2 separate regions of the Homo sapiens genome follow, and region 2 is linked to region 1. Evidence: chromatin contacts called from ENCODE Hi-C or POLR2A ChIA-PET data. All regions are on one chromosome and are shown on one strand. Each heading gives the region's core, a stretch centred on a gene start or an enhancer-like site at or near the end of the contact. The rest is flanking DNA. Distances are from core to core; before and after follow the strand shown.

What was found. Hi-C counts contacts between places; a loop is a spot of excess contacts on that map. ChIA-PET counts read pairs that join two places held with the same protein, here RNA polymerase II (POLR2A). Pooled maps may share reads with other maps.
Region 2: a pooled map shows a loop between it and region 1 (16-fold over the local background). The contact joins the promoter of ATP5MC1 here to the promoter of EIF1 in region 1. A Hi-C loop is called at or near these places in 5 of 50 pooled maps. POLR2A ChIA-PET finds 5 or more read pairs at or near these places in 2 of 52 experiments (OCI-LY7 and WTC11).

What each region holds. Positions count from the first base shown.
Region 1 is chr17:41,685,830-41,693,644 of GRCh38, forward strand. EIF1 (eukaryotic translation initiation factor 1) reads left to right here and starts at 3,056. Exons shown (of 4, transcript NM_005801.4): 1 at 3,056-3,240; 2 at 3,949-4,112; 3 at 4,259-4,360; 4 at 4,953-6,839. The coding sequence starts at 3,210. The coding sequence ends at 4,997. RefSeq lists enhancers at 2,757-3,665, 3,651-3,740, 3,666-4,574 and a silencer at 2,881-3,270.
Region 2 is chr17:48,887,506-48,895,320 of GRCh38, forward strand. ATP5MC1 (ATP synthase membrane subunit c locus 1) reads left to right here and starts at 5,282. Exons shown (of 5, transcript NM_005175.3): 1 at 5,282-5,405; 2 at 5,904-5,951; 3 at 6,867-6,944; 4 at 7,651-7,815. The coding sequence starts at 5,913. LOC105371814 (a long non-coding RNA gene) reads right to left here. Exons shown (of 4, transcript NR_135674.1): 2 at 4,742-5,172. RefSeq lists enhancers at 4,098-5,077, 4,715-5,174, 5,185-5,304, 5,885-5,994, 6,035-6,084.

The DNA of each region.
Region 1 (7,815 bases), core at 1,806-4,305:
TCAGCAAGGAACATCCCTGAGAAAGAGGATGCGTCCCTGAGGGAGGCCTCTGAAATGGCCACTTTGGGGACAGCTGTCTTTTACGGTCATCGCTGAGGGATGAAATAAGCCCCGGTCTCCTGTAGCGCTCCCAGGCTTATTAGGACGAGGAAATTCCCGCCTAATAAATTTTGGTCAGACCGGTTGTCTGTTCTCAAACCCTGTCTCCTGATAAGATATCATCAATGACAATGTGTGTCTGAAACTTCATTAGCAATTTTAATTTCGCCCCGGTCCTGTGGTCCTGTGGTCTTGCCCTGCCTCCATTTGCCTTGTGATATCTTATTACCTTGTGAAGCACATGATCTCTGTGACCCACACCCTATTCGTACACTCCCTCCCCTTTTGAAAATCACTAATAAAAACTCGCTGGTTTTGCGGCTTGGGGGACATCATGGAACCTGCCGACATGTGATGTCTCCCCCGGACACCCAGCTTTAAAATTTCTCTCTTTTGTACTCTGTCCCTTTATTTCTCGGACCAGCCAACACTTAAGGAAAATAGAGAAGAACCTACGTGAAATGTCGGGGGTGAATTTTGCCTGATAGTAAAGGTTCCCAAGTTGGCTGACTGGGGCCTTAGCTTCTCAAAAGGGGAAGACCATGAGACTGGGATGCCCATGACCTAGCCATGGTTCCTCCTTCCTGATGTCAAGGAAACCAAACTATTAATCAAGTTTATTTAGTAAATATAGAATCAAAACAAAGTATCAGGCCAGGCACACTGGCTCCTGCCTGTAATCCCAGCACTTTAGGAGGCCAAGGCAGGGGGACTGCTTTAAGCAGTTGAGGCTGCAGTAAGCCATGATCATGCCACTGCATTCCAGCCAGTCTGGGTGACAGAGTGAGACCTTGTCTATATATATATATATATACACATACATATATATATACATATATACACAAATACACACACACACATATATACACACACTCATATACATATATATATATATACACACACATACACATATATATATCAGGTACACCTAGCATTTCCTCCCTCAGAGTTTTTCTGAGTTTTCTGGTGGGCACATGCCCTGCCCCACAGTGGACTCCTTCCTACCCTCTGTCAGCCAGAATGCTGCCTCCCCAGAGGCCTTCTCTGACCACCCCATCTGAAGGAGCCTGGCCCTTTCACATCACCCTGTTTACCTCCTTTTTGGCACCTCTCACAATCTGTCATTATCCTTTTTTTTTTTTTTTTGAGACATAGTCTTGCTCTGTCGCCCAGGCTGGAGTGCAATGGCGCCATCTTGGCTCACTGCAGTCTCCTCTTCCCGGGTTCAAATAATTATTGTGCCTCGGCCTCCCGAGTAGCTGGGACTACAGGCACACGCCACCACGCCCAGCTAATTTTTGTATTTTTAGTAGAGACAGGGTTTCACCATATTGGCCAGGCTGGTCTCGAACTCCTGACCTCGGGTGATCCGCCCACCTCAGCCTCCCAAAGTGCTGGGATTACAGGCATAAGCCACAGCGCCCAGCCTCATTATCTTATTATTTGTTTAGTGGCTCTCTCTCCCGCTGGCCTTCAACTCCACAAGGGCAGTGACCCTGACTGTCAGGGACATAAACCAGCAGTCCATGGGCATGCATATTTTTGTTTGGCTTGCAGTGTTGTATCAAAAATTCAATTTATTCCTGTAATCCCAGCACTTTGGAAGGCCGAGGCAGGCAGATCACCTGAGGTCAGGAGTTCAAGACCAGCCTGGCCAACATGGTGAAAACCCATCTCTACTAAAAATATTTTTAAAAAACTAGCCGGGCGTGGTGGTGGATGCCTGTAACCCCAACTACTCGGGAGGCTGAGGCAGAAGAATTGCTTGAACCCAGGAGACGGAGGTTACAGTGAGCCGACACAGTGCCACTGCACTCCAGCCTCGGCGACAAAGTGAGACTCTGTCTCAAAAAAAAAATCAATTTATTGGCAATATTTAAAAATCAAGAGATTTTATGTAAACACCTGGATTTCCTGGCACTCTTGAAAAAGATCTAGCACAATGGGCTGGAGGTGAGCGGCCACTGCAGCCCGTAGTTCTTACTCCAGCCCCCAGTCCACCCCATTACATCACACTTGGCTGTTTGCACTCCTTGATCCTACTTACCTGCCTATCCCCGGAGGCCTTTGAGTCTAAAATTCCTGGTCTCTTTTCACCACTCTACTTACCCCTACAACTGAGTGTTGAAATAAATAAACTGAAAGCAAGAAAGGTTGACTGTTTTGAAGGAAATATTTCATCTAAACTCTAGGAAGGCTCTACTCCACACAAGCTGTGCCACATGAAGGACGCCCTCTGGTGCCAGAATTATTCTCGGGGGGGCCCAGAACCAGTTACTATACCTTGAACTCATGCCAATGAGCTGGGCACACTTTTTCCTTAGATGGATTAATCTAATCTAAATGAAAATTTTAGATCGGATTAACCCACTTTAGAATAAATCTAAATGGCAATCTAAATTATGCGGTTACCGTTTTGATTATATTATTGTATGTTGATTAATCAAAGTGCCGCCCTAAATCCCGCTGTGACTCCGTGGGTAGTAGGGTGGGTAGGTAGGTGGGTTTGACACAACGGGGATTTCTCGTGTTTGGGAGGCTCATCATCTAAATCCTCTCTAAGGAGTGTTCATTTACCATATGAAACTCCCCTTTTCGAGAAGACAGGGATGCAACAGGGTCAAGAAGGTGGAACGTACCAAAGGACACAGTGCGTAGGCGCGCTCGAAACCTGGGCCGGTATTCTCGGCACCCAGACACCGTCCACTCGCACTGCGCAGGCTCCGAGACAGATCAAGCTTTCCCTCCCCCTCCCAGCTCTCCTAGAGTCAAGAGGACGCCCTCCTGCCGCAGACTTCCTGCGCAAGCGCCATCCCATGTCCCCGCCTCCAAACCAATTGGAAGCGGCGCCGCCTGGGCGCTTGGGGCACGACGCTGTGGGTGGGGTCAGGACGTGAGGGCAGCGCGCTGGCGTCAGAGGCGCGGCTATATAACTAAACACAGGCACCGCCCCTCTGCCCCAGTCACTGAGCCGCCGCCGAGGATTCAGCAGCCTCCCCCTTGAGCCCCCTCGCTTCCCGACGTTCCGTTCCCCCCTGCCCGCCTTCTCCCGCCACCGCCGCCGCCGCCTTCCGCAGGCCGTTTCCACCGAGGAAAAGGAATCGTATCGTATGTCCGCTATCCAGAACCTCCACTCTTTCGGTAAGCTATGGGAAAGGTCGCGGGCCCGGGTGGGGCAGCGGGGCCTTCCGGGCCCGGAGACGTGTTCCGGGAAGTTGCCAAGCGCTCCGGGCCTTCGTAAGCTCGGGCAGGGGAAACTTGACCAGGGTCGCAGGGCAGCGGGATCAAGGCCTGGGCCCCGGGGTCGGACCCTGAGCGCGACCGGAAGGAGCAGGCGGTAGGTCAGCCCTTGGGCGGGCCCGGCGTCTCAGTGGCGCATTTACTAATGGCTCCTGGGCCTCCTCGGGCCACACCCGCCCCTCCCGTCACCATTGCGTCACGTCCGTTACGTCACCACCCGTTGTCACGGATCCGGAGGGAAAGGCGGTGCCAGCCCTAAGTGGCAAGCGGGTGCACCAATGGGGGTGGGAGGCTTAGCCCCGCCTCGGGAGCTCGGGTTCCGGCGGGTTGCATCAGCTGGGTGGGGCACCGCCTGGCAGCCCGGACTCCCCCGACATGTGATCGGCTTCCCAGGGAGGGCGGGAGGCCCGGGCGTTCCCCGAGCCTGGGGAAGCTGGCCGTCCCGGACTGACCTGCTCGGGGAGAGCCAGCAAAGGACACATTCGGCCTGGCCCAAGCCCTGACGATTTCAGTGTTGTTTTCTGCACGCGCAAAACACCTGGGGACCGAGGGGATGGCAGTGGCATCCTATCTTTGACAGCTCTGAACGAGCTTAACCTTTTTTTTCAGACCCCTTTGCTGATGCAAGTAAGGGTGATGACCTGCTTCCTGCTGGCACTGAGGATTATATCCATATAAGAATTCAACAGAGAAACGGCAGGAAGACCCTTACTACTGTCCAAGGGATCGCTGATGATTACGATAAAAAGAAACTAGTGAAGGCGTTTAAGAAAGTAGGTCTTCAGTGAGATTTTGGGAAAGTCATAATGGATTTGTCCACAAGGGGGTGCCAGCTGTGTTGTATGTATTGTTAGCGGAAGGGGTGATAAATGCGTTCATGCTCTTGCTAGGCCTAATTCGTTTTCCTTTGTGCTTGCAGAAGTTTGCCTGCAATGGTACTGTAATTGAGCATCCGGAATATGGAGAAGTAATTCAGCTACAGGGTGACCAACGCAAGAACATATGCCAGTTCCTCGTAGAGGTGAGTTCAGTCACTACTTGATTTGTGCCTCTCTGCTGGCAAATCTCAGATCCTGTCTGTTAGCTTCTGCTGGGGACATAAAAGTTGGCTTTGTAAGGCTGAGCAAAACCTCAGTTGGGTTTTAAAGTACATAGACTTATTTCTGTTTTATAGGAAAAAGCAGAAGGGACTTGTCTACCTTTGGTTTACTGTTTCTGTGGATCTACTTCACAGATGCAAATTTGAATAGCATATAGATGCATTGTAAAATAAGCCAAATGCTGGGTTGTTCCTGTATTTGTAAGGACATGAGTTTTTAAAAATGAATTTCCTGAGTATTAATACTAAAATACTGTTACATGATCAGCTCTTGATATAATTGAAGAGATTTCAGATACCTGATGAGTCTCATTCTCACACTAATTCAGAACCTTGGAAGGCACTGAGTGTTCAAAAAAGGTAGCTCTTAACTGAGGACCCTCTGTTGAACCATTGTGCGCACCCCTGGCTCTTGGGCAGTGTAGTAGCAGGAAGACAGGGTTGTTGCCATTAGAAATGGAGGCTTTAACTCTCCCTGTCCCCCATTTAAAACTTTGCCCTTTTGTCTTTTCAGATTGGACTGGCTAAGGACGATCAGCTGAAGGTTCATGGGTTTTAAGTGCTTGTGGCTCACTGAAGCTTAAGTGAGGATTTCCTTGCAATGAGTAGAATTTCCCTTCTCTCCCTTGTCACAGGTTTAAAAACCTCACAGCTTGTATAATGTAACCATTTGGGGTCCGCTTTTAACTTGGACTAGTGTAACTCCTTCATGCAATAAACTGAAAAGAGCCATGCTGTCTAGTCTTGAAGTCCCTCATTTAAACAGAGGTCAAGCAATAGGCGCCTGGCAGTGTCAAGCCTGAAACCAAGCAATACCGTCATGTTTCAGCCAAGCCCAGAGCCCTAAGATTACAAACAACTATGGCCGGAACCTCCTCAGCTCTCCCTCTGCAGAGTTCCCTACCCTAAGAGAATGTTACCACCTGAACAGTCCTCGGTGAATCTGAGAGGAGAGGATGGGGTAAGGCAGAAGCACCAGCTGTACTACTAGAAGGGAGCTTTTGGTGGTAGATCCCCTGGTGTCTCCAACCTGACTAGGTGGACAGAGCTCAAAGAGGCCCTCTTACCGCTAGCGAGGTGATAGGACATCTGGCTTGCCACAAAGGTCTGTTCGACCAGACATATCCTAGCTAAGGGATGTCCAAACATCAGAATGTGAGGCCAACCTTCTATCAGAGTTAAACTTTTGACAAGGGAACAAATCTCAAACTGATCCATCAGTCATGTAGCTAGCTGTAGAGCTTGCAACTTAATAGCAGCAGCTGCCCAATGCCATGTGAAGTAACAAACTGGTTTTTGGTTTTTTTTTCCCCTTCAGTTTTAATGTTATGTGTAATGTATTTAAACCCTTATTTAAATAAAACTTGTTTTCAGAAATACCTGACTTGCAGATTATTTATATATAGTCGATCTTGTGCATATAAAGGAACCATAGAAATGGGCAGTGGAGGATTCGTCCACACCCACAGCTTCTCAACGGGCCTGAATTTGGCCAAGAAAAACCTTTATGAGCTTGTCCCTCTCTGGTCAACTGGTTTTTTGTTCGTTTGTTTTTTGAGACAGGTTTGCCCTTGTTGCCCAGGCTGGAGTGCAGTGGCACAATCTCGGCTCACTGCAACCTCCACCTCAGGTTCAAGCAATTGTCGTGCCTCAGCCTCCCTAGTAGCTGGGATTACAGGCACCATGCCCAGCTAACTTTTGTATTTTTAGTAGAGACAGGGTTTCTCCATGTTGGCCAGGCTGGTCTTGAACACCTGGCCTCAAGTGATCTGCCTGTCTTGGCCTCCCAAAGTGCTGGGATTACAGGCATGAGCCACCATGCCCAGCAGGTCAACTGTTTTTGCAAGCATTTAGCCAGAGTCATGCTGTGCTGTTAATCAGTGTCCTGGAGAATGGGTTGCTTGGAAATCTTGGCGCCCCCTCAGTAGTAACAGCCTTGGTTTAAGGGCGCAGAGTGGAGAGTAAATGCAAGGGCTATAACAAGGGCATTCATGCTGTGGGTTAAGATCCACAAATCGCTAGGAATGTGTATACTCTGGGTAGTAAGTTTGTAGTATTAGAAGGTTTAATGACAAGTATTTGAAGAGCTGAAGTTAAGTGTTGGGAGGCCATCCCTTATGAAGGACAATGAATGGCAAGTAAAAGACCAAGTTCTGTTCCTGGGTCCATTAATTTAGTTAAAAAGGCAAAGTTCTTTCAGCACACATATCTGCATGCAGTCACGTGCTGCCTAAGGATGCTTCATTCAACAATGAGCCTCACAGCCGTGCTACACAATAAGATTATAATACTGTATTTTTACTGTACCTTTTAACATTGTGTTACAATGGCCTACAAGAAGCTTGTGTGGATGGCTTTGAATGTGGCCCAACACGAACTAATAAATTTTGCTAAAACATGAGTTTTGTTTGGTGACTTTTTTTTTTTTCTTTTTAGTTCATCAGCTATTGTTGGTGTATTTTATGTGTGGCCCAAGACAATTCTTCCAGTGTGGCCCAGGGAAGTGAAAAGATACGACACCCCTGGCCTACAATTTCAGCACAGTAACGTGCTGTACAGGTTTGTAGCCTAGGAGCAACAGGCTGTGTCATATAACCTAGGCATGTAGTAGGCTGTGCCATCCAGGTGTGCGTAAGTACACGATGATGTTCGTAGAAAACACAAAATCGCCTAACGATGCGTTTCTCAAAACATGTCCCTGTCATTGAGTAATGCAAGACTACTAAGTTTACTACCAGCCCATTTTGTAGATAAAGGTACAAGCGGTGAGTTAGGTTAGAGCCCAGGTTGGGAAAGAGCATAGAACCAGGTGAGTTGTGGAGGAGGGCTGGTGAGGTTGAGCCAATGGCAACTGCCCTAAAACTAGGAGGTGATTGTGTTAGAATACAGCAGACTGAATAATTGATAGAGATTTATTTGGCTCACAGAAGTCGAAAGGCATGGCATTGGCATCTGGTGAGGGCCTTCTTACTGCATCATAACATGGTGGAAGGGCTGGACAGCAAATGGGGGCCAAACCTATACTGTTGTGAGCCCACTTCATTCATGAGGGCAGAGGCTCAGGACCTAATACCTTTAAAAACCCCACCTTGGCCAGCCACAGTTGCTCACACCTGTAATCCCAGCACTTGCCAAGGGGGGTGAATCCTTGAGACCAACCTGGGCAACGTGGCACAACCCTATCTCTACAAACAATACAAAAATTAGCCAGGCATGATGGCACACACCTGTAGTCCCAGCTACTTAGGAGGCTGAGGCAGGAGGAAGGACGATCACTGGTGCCCAGGAAGCCAAGGCTATAGTTAGCTGTGATCATGTCACTGCCACTGTACTCCAGCCTGGGTGACAGAGTCTCCAAAAAAAAAAAAAAAAAAGCG
Region 2 (7,815 bases), core at 4,032-6,531, 7.2 Mb after region 1:
GTTGGTCTCAAACTCCTGACCTCATGATCCACCTGCCTTGGCCTCCCAAAGTGCTGGGATTACAGGCGTGAGCCACCACGCCCAGCCCATTTGACTTTTTTTTAAAGACAGGGTCTCGCTCTGTTGTCCAGGCTTCAGTGCAATGGCAAAATCATAGTTCACTGCACCGTCAAACTCCTGGGCTCAAGCAATCCACCCACCTCAGCCTACCAAATAGCTGGGACTGCAGGCCTGTACCACCACGCCCCACTAATTTTTTGTAGAGATGGGGTCTCACTATGTTACCCAGGCTGGTCTCAAACTCCTAACCTCAAGCAATCCTCCCACCTAGGCCTCCCAAAGTACTGGGATTACAGGTGTGAGTCATTGTGCTGGCCTCACATTTTTTAATTTTTTAAATCAGAAGAGAGGGAGAAGGAACTTGGAAGTTAGTGCAAAGATAATGACTGAGAACCATAGACTGAAGGTCTAAGTTGTTGAAAAAATGGAATGCAGGCTGGGCACGGTGGCTCACGCCTGTAATCCCAGCACTTTGGGAGGCCGAGGCGTGTGGATCACGAGGTCAGGAGATCAAGACCATCCTGGCCAACACGGTGAAACCCATCTCTACTAAAAATACAAAAAAAAAAAAAAATTAGCTGGACATGGTGGCAGGCGCCTGTAGTCCCAGCTACTCGGGAGGCTGAGGCAGGAGAATGGCGTGAACCCAGGAGGTGGAGCTTGCAGTGAGCCGAGATCGCGCCACTGCACTCTAGCCTGGGCAACAGAGCAAGACTCCGTCTCAAAAAAAAATTATTTATCTATCTACCTATCTATCTATCTATCTATCTATCTATCTATCTATCTATCTATCTATAAATTAGCTGGGCGTGGTAGTGGGTGCCTGTAATCCCAGCTACTGGGGAAGCTGAGGCAGGAGAATCGCTTGAACCCAGGAGGTGGAGGTTGCAGGGAACTGAGACTGCGCCACTGCACTCCAGCCTAGTGACAGAGCAAGACTCTGTCTCAAAAAAAAAAAAAAAAAAAATTAGGCAGGCGTGGTGGCAGGCACCTGTAATACCAGCTACTTGGGAGGCTGAGGTAGGCGAACTGCTTGAACCCAGGAGGCGGAGGTTGCAGTGAGCCGAGATTGCGCCATTGCACTCCAGCCTGGCAACAAGAGCAAAACTCCATCTCAAACAAAAAAGAGAGGCCGGGTGCAGTGGCTCAAGCCTGTAACACCAGCTCTTTGGGAGGCCGAGGCGGGCAGATCACGAGGTCAGGAGATCAAGACCATCCTGGCTAACACGGTGAAACCCCGTCTCTACTAAAAATACAAAAAAAATTAGCCGGGCGTGGTGGCGGGCGCCTGTGGTCCCAGCTACTCGGGAGGCTGAGGCAGGAGAATGGCGTGAACCCGGGAGGCGGAGCTTGCGGTGAGCCGAGATCGCGCCACTGCACTCCAGCCTGGGCGACAGAGCGAGACTCCGTCTCAAAAAAAAAAAAAAAAAGAAAGAAAAAAAAAAAGAACTTTTGCTTTGGACCCAGACAGACCTGGGTTCAAAGCACCTAGCACAGTATTTGTCATATAATGAGGTATCGATAAATGATAGCTTATAACACTAACACAAAGAAAGACTGGATAATCTGCTCAGAAGATACCAGTTATGTGTTGTAGCCATGGTAGTGAGCTCAAAACTCCACTCTCCTTTTTGTTGTTGTTGTTGTCGTTGTTGTTTTTGAGATACGGTCTCGCTTTGTTGCCCAGGCCAGTGCAGTGGTGCAATCAGAGTTCACTGAAGCCTTGACCTCCTGAGCTCAAGTGATCCTCCCACTTCAGCCCCCTGAGTAGCTGGGACTACAGGTACCTGCCATCACACCGAGCTAATTTTTTTTTTTTTTTTTTTTTTTTGGAGAGATGAGGTTTCGCTATGTTGCCCAGGCTGGTCTCCAATTCCTGGGCTCAAATGATCTGCCCACCTTGGCCTCCCACACACTTTCAATTATACCATGCTAGCAGGATATTTTAAATCTCCACATGATATGAAAATGTGCTGGCCCAGCACAGTGGCTCACGCCTGTAATCCCAGCACTTTGGGAGGCTGAGGCAGGTGGATCACCTGAGGTCAGGAGTTCGAGACCAGCCTGGCCAACATGGTGAAACCTTGTCTCTACTAAAAAAAAAAATTTTTAAATTAGCTGGGCGTGGTGGCCCGCACGCTGCGGTCTCAGCTACTCGGGAAGCTGAGGCAGGAGAATGGCTTGAACCCAGGAGGCGGAGGTTGCAGTGAGCCGAGATCTCGCCACTGCACTCCAGTCTGGGCGAAAGAGTGACACTCAGTCTCACAAAAAAAGAAAAAAGAAAAAAAAAGAAAATGTGCTGGGCACGGTGGTTCATGCCTGTAATCCCAGCACTTTGGGAGGCCAAGGCGGGCAGATCACGAGGTCAGGAGTTCAAGACCAGCCTGGCCAACAGAGTGAAACCCCATCTCTACTAAAGATACAAAAAAATTAGCCAGGCATAGTGGTGCGCACCTGTAATCCCAGCTACTCAGGAGGCTGAGGCAGAGAATTGCTTGAACCCGGGAGGCAGAGGTTGCAGTAAGCCGAAATCACGTCATTGCACTCCAGCCTGGGTGACAGAGCAAGACTCTATCTCAAAAAGAAAAGAAAAGAAAAGAAAAGAAAAGAAAATGTTTTTCTGGCCAGGTGCAGGTAGCTCACATCTGTAATCCCAACACTTCCAGAGGCTGAAGTGGGAGGATCCTTGAGGCCAGGAGTTTGAGACCAGCCTGGACAACATAGCAAGATCCCACCTGTAGTCCTAGATACTTGGGAGAGTGAGGAGGGAGGGTTACTTGAGCCCAGGAGATTAAGGCTATAATAGTGAGGGATGATTGCACCACTGCACTCCAGCCTGGGCAACAGAGTGAGACCCTGTTTCTAAAAACAAAAAAATTATTAAAAAAAAAAAAGTTTTCTTAAGAGTCCAGACTTGTGAATTGCCAGATTAGTGTAATTTTTAAAATATGTTTCTATTATAAAGTACCCATACTCATAAAAATATAAATCAATTTATTACACCCTCTAGAATTCACTATTAATTTTCAACATTTTTTTCATTCTTTTTCCATGCATATTTTTTCACAATTCTATGCATAGTTTTGCATTATAAAATATTTCTCAATATAAAATCTTCTTCAAGGCCAGGCGCAGTGGCTCATGCCTGCAATCCCAGCACTTTAGAAGGCCAAGGCGAGCAGATCACTTGAGGTCAGGAATTCAAGACCAGCCTGACCAACATGGTGAAACCCCTTCTCTACTAAAAATACAAAAATTAGCCGGGCATGGTGGTGCGCGCCTGTAATCCCAGCTACTTGGGAGGCTGAGGCAGGAGAATTGCTTGAACCGGGGAGGCAAAGGTTGCAGTGAGCAGAGACCGCACCACCGCACTACAGTGTGTGAAACAGAGTGAGACTCCGTCTCAAAAAATAATAATAATAAAAATAAAATATTCTTCAAAAACATGGCCGGGCGCGCTGGCTCACGCCTGTAATCCCAACACTTTGGGAGGCTGAGGCGGGCGGATCACGAGGTCAGGAGATCGAGACCATCCCGGCTAACACGGTGAAACCCCGTCTCTACTAAAAATACAAAAAATTAGCCGGGCGTGGTGGCGGGCGCCTATAGTCCCAGCTACTCCGGAGGCTGAGGCAGGAGAATGGCGTGAACCCGGGAGGCGGAGCTTGCAGTGAGCCGAGATAGCGCCGCTGCACTCCAGCTTGGCAACAGAGCGAGACTCCGTCTCAAAAAAAACACATGATTTTATTTCCTGTTTTATTTCTGCTTATTTCATCAAGTGAAAATATCATAACTTATTTCACCTTTTACTGTCAGTGGAACATTTACTTGTTTCCAATTTCGACAAACTCTGCAAATGCACATCTTTTTAAAAGAATCTGCATTTCTGATTCTTCAAAATAAATTCCTAGAAGTGATATTACTGGATGAAAAGTGGATGGAGAGCTTAAAGGCTCTTAGTTACTCAAGAATTACTGGGTCAAAGAGGATGGCCCATTCACAGCCTTTGAATAAAAATAAATATTGCCAAACTGCTTTCAAGGAAGGTTTTCTAATTCATCCTCTCACCAGCAATATAGGAGAGCGTGTGGCTCACATTAATAAAAAGAACTCTGCTGTTTTGAGCAGTACTAAGCGGAGCGTTTAAACTTATATTTCTTTGATTAGGAAGGCTGACATTCGTTCCTGCAATTCATATTTCTTCCTTACTGAATTGCCTGTTCCTATCCTTTGCTCGTTTTTCTATAGGGATATTATTTCATTCTTTCAGTGTTGTTTTTACAAAATAAACAATTTTTTTGTTTGTTTTTTCCCCCGAGACGGAATCCTGCTCAGTTGCCCAGGCTGGAGTGCAGTGGCGCGATCTCGGCTCCCTGCAACCTCGGCCTCCCGGGTTCAAGCGATTCTCCTGCCTCAGCCTCCCAAGTAGCTGGGATTACAGGCACGCGCCACCACCATGCCCGGCTAATTTTTGTATTCTTAGTAGAGACGGGGTTTCACCATGCTGGTCAGGCTGATCTCGAACTCCTGACCTCAGGTGATCCGCCCGCCTCGGCCTCCCAAAGTGCTGGGATTACAGGCGTGAGCCACTGCACCCGGCCCAACAAATGTTTTAGAAAGCCATCTGGATGATAGTCCATGACTGCTGAACACCGGCTGAGGTCCACAAAACTGCGCTCACCGCTTGGGGACTTTCCAGCCGGCCTTTACTCTCCATGGAAAGCGGTCTTTCCACAAACCTCCACGGTGGGAATTACTGCAAAGGCATCGGCTCTCCCGGCCTAGAATATCTCGCGGGATCTCAGCTGTCCTTGGGCCCCCCCCCTCAGCGCAACTACCAATCCCAACATGCAACGCGCCCCGTGGCCCAAGCGCCCGAATGAAGGCTCGGGGCCAAAGTCATGTGTCTGACTGCGTCACACGTCCCGTCATCTCTCCCACGCCTTTTTCTTCAGCGTACACCTTGGTCGCCATCTTGTGCGCGAGGTTATGGAACCTCTGAGTCCCGCCAACTCTATGGTCGAGCGTTTCAGGGATCGGCCAATCGTAATCCAGATCTCGTAGGAAAGCCCCGCCTCTATCCGCATGGAGGCGGGAATTGCCACGAAGCTCCTGTGGAGGGAGAGGAAGCAGCTGCGGAAAGCCAATAAGAGTGGGGAATCGATGACGTCAACCAATGGGGACGCGGGGATATTACGGCCAATGAGAATGGAGAAGGTCCAGGACACGTGGGTGGGGGAAGCTGAGCGCTGAGACCAAGGGCTAAAGCTGGGAGGTGAGTCTGTCACCTTGAGCCGGGCGAGCGCTGTGGGCCAAGCAGGGGTTGCAGGGTAGTAGGAGTGCAGGTGACTTGGGGCCGGGAGCCAGCAATAGGCAGGGTTGTGGGCTGGGCAGTGTGGAGGGGTATTTCCCCCCAGTGCTGGGAGAGGCTATGGCAATCTAGATATGGCCTTATCAATGAATGTTAATTACCAACGGTAATGAACGATTGACTGCCTCGGCTGGGGCGGGTCGGGGACTGCTGTGTAAGATGGGCAGGATCCTGCGCGACACCTGCCCAGTATCCGCCTCCAGTCTTCCCGAGAGACCATTCCCTTTCGCAACATTTCCTTCCTGGGGCTTGGGCACATTTCCTTGACTTCCGATCTCCATGACTTTGCTTTGAAGACCCACTGCTCTGTCCCTCTGACCTCTAATGCCCTCCTCAGCTGGGGCACGGTGCAAGGAAGAGCGTGGTCTAGGGAGGACGGACGGGGGTGAAGGGGACGACCAAAGGTCGTCATTATAAGCAAACAACCAGGGTCTCAGTGGGATTATTATTACTATTTTTTCCCCCTCTGCAGACTGAAAAAATGCAGACCGCCGGGGCATTATTCATTTCTCCAGCTCTGGTAAGGTGCCGCGCCGCAGTGCTCTGTAGTACCAGGTGTATGGTGTGGACGCCATCAGTGTTTAATGAATGAACCCAGGGGAGCTTGGCGTCCTGATGATGTAGGCTCTTTGAGGTGGCTGTAGGATGTGATGAAGGTAACCCCTGTTTATCTGGGCCTGTGAACCAAGCTATCTTGGCTTTGGAATGTGGTCAGAGAGTCTGGATTTGATTTTTATCCCCAGTCTGTCCTGGCCATAGAGACAGCCCACTAAAACAGTGGTTTTCAACAGTGGCTGCACGTTAGAATCATCCAGGGAACTTTTTAAAATCCTGATGCCTAGGCTGCACCTTAGACCATTTGCATCAGACTTTGGGAATGGGGGTGGAACCCAGGCATCTGTATCTTTTAAGACTTCTCCAGATGATTCCACCGTGCAGCCAAGTTTGAGAACCACTGCACTAAAAATTATTTCAAAAAAGCCATGTTACAGATGGCTCTCCTTGGATGGCTATTCCAGTCGGTTTCCGGGGCTGACTGGCCCACTCCATTTAGGGTGTGTAGCTGTGAGTGTATTTTAGCAGAATAAAATTTCCCCCATCTGATTACTTGGTGATCTGGGTATAAACCTTTCCTGTACCTGCTTTGGTATTAGTGTGGGTTCTTGTTCCATTCTGAGAAGCTGATTAAAGCTGTGCCCAAAGAAGTGAACTTTGGTTTGGTTTTGAATGGTGAAGGTTGCCACTGCTGACTATATCAAGCTATTGAGACAGCTGTCTCTGGGGCAGGCCTATCTGATAGGAACAGGAATAAATTGACCTTGAAATACATTGAACTTATTCTGTTTATGAAATCTGTAGTCATTTTTGACAGCTCAGCAATTAGGATTTTTTTTCCTTGACTGATTTGGTAGGATGTGGCTTTCTGATTTTACAGATCCGCTGTTGTACCAGGGGTCTAATCAGGCCTGTGTCTGCCTCCTTCTTGAATAGCCCAGTGAATTCATCTAAACAGGTAAGGGAGGAATAGCTCTCTTAGGAATGTTCCCAAGGCCCAGGATGGTGGCTCACACCTGTAATCCCAGCTCTTTGAGAGGCTGAGGCGAGAGGATCACTTGAGCCCAGTTGTTCAAGACCAGCCTGGGCAACACAGTGAAACCCCATCTCTACAAAAAAAATAAAAAAATTAGCCATGTGTGGTGGCATGTGGCTGTAGTCCCAGTTACTCCAGGGCTGAGATGAGAGGATTGGTTAATCCCAGAGGTCGAGACTGCTGTGACTATGCCACTGCACTCCAGACTGGGTGACAGAGCAAGACCCTGACTCATAAAAACCCATTAATTAATTTTTTTTAAATCAAGGAATGTTCCCAGACAGGGGTCCTTCAGCTTAAGTTGCCTTTAGACCAAAGTGGGAGGAGAGTTGGAGAATCTGTATGCTTTAATAGTTCTAAGTCCCCCAAGGTAAGCCTTGTAGGTAAGAAACTTATAAAAGTGAGGTGTGCCTAACCCATGAAATTTCCCTAGTCCTGTCTGCTGTCTGACAACAGACTCTAAGACTAATTCCCAGCATACTCTGCAATCAGAGTATTCTGCATTTACCAGGCAGTTTGCCAACAGTTTCAGAGCTCAGGTGGGTGGGGTGAAGGAGGTAGAGTCAGCCACCTGTCCTTATGCCATACTATCTCTCTGCTATCTCGCCTGCCTTGCTTCTCTTTCTAGCCTTCCTACAGCAACTTCCCACTCCAGGTGGCCAGACGGGAGTTCCAGACCAGTGTTGTCTCCCGGGACATTGACACAGCAGCCAAGTTTATTGGTGCTGGGGCAGCCACAGTTGGTGTGGCTGGTTCAGGGGCTGGCATTGGAACCGTGTTTGGCAGCTTGATC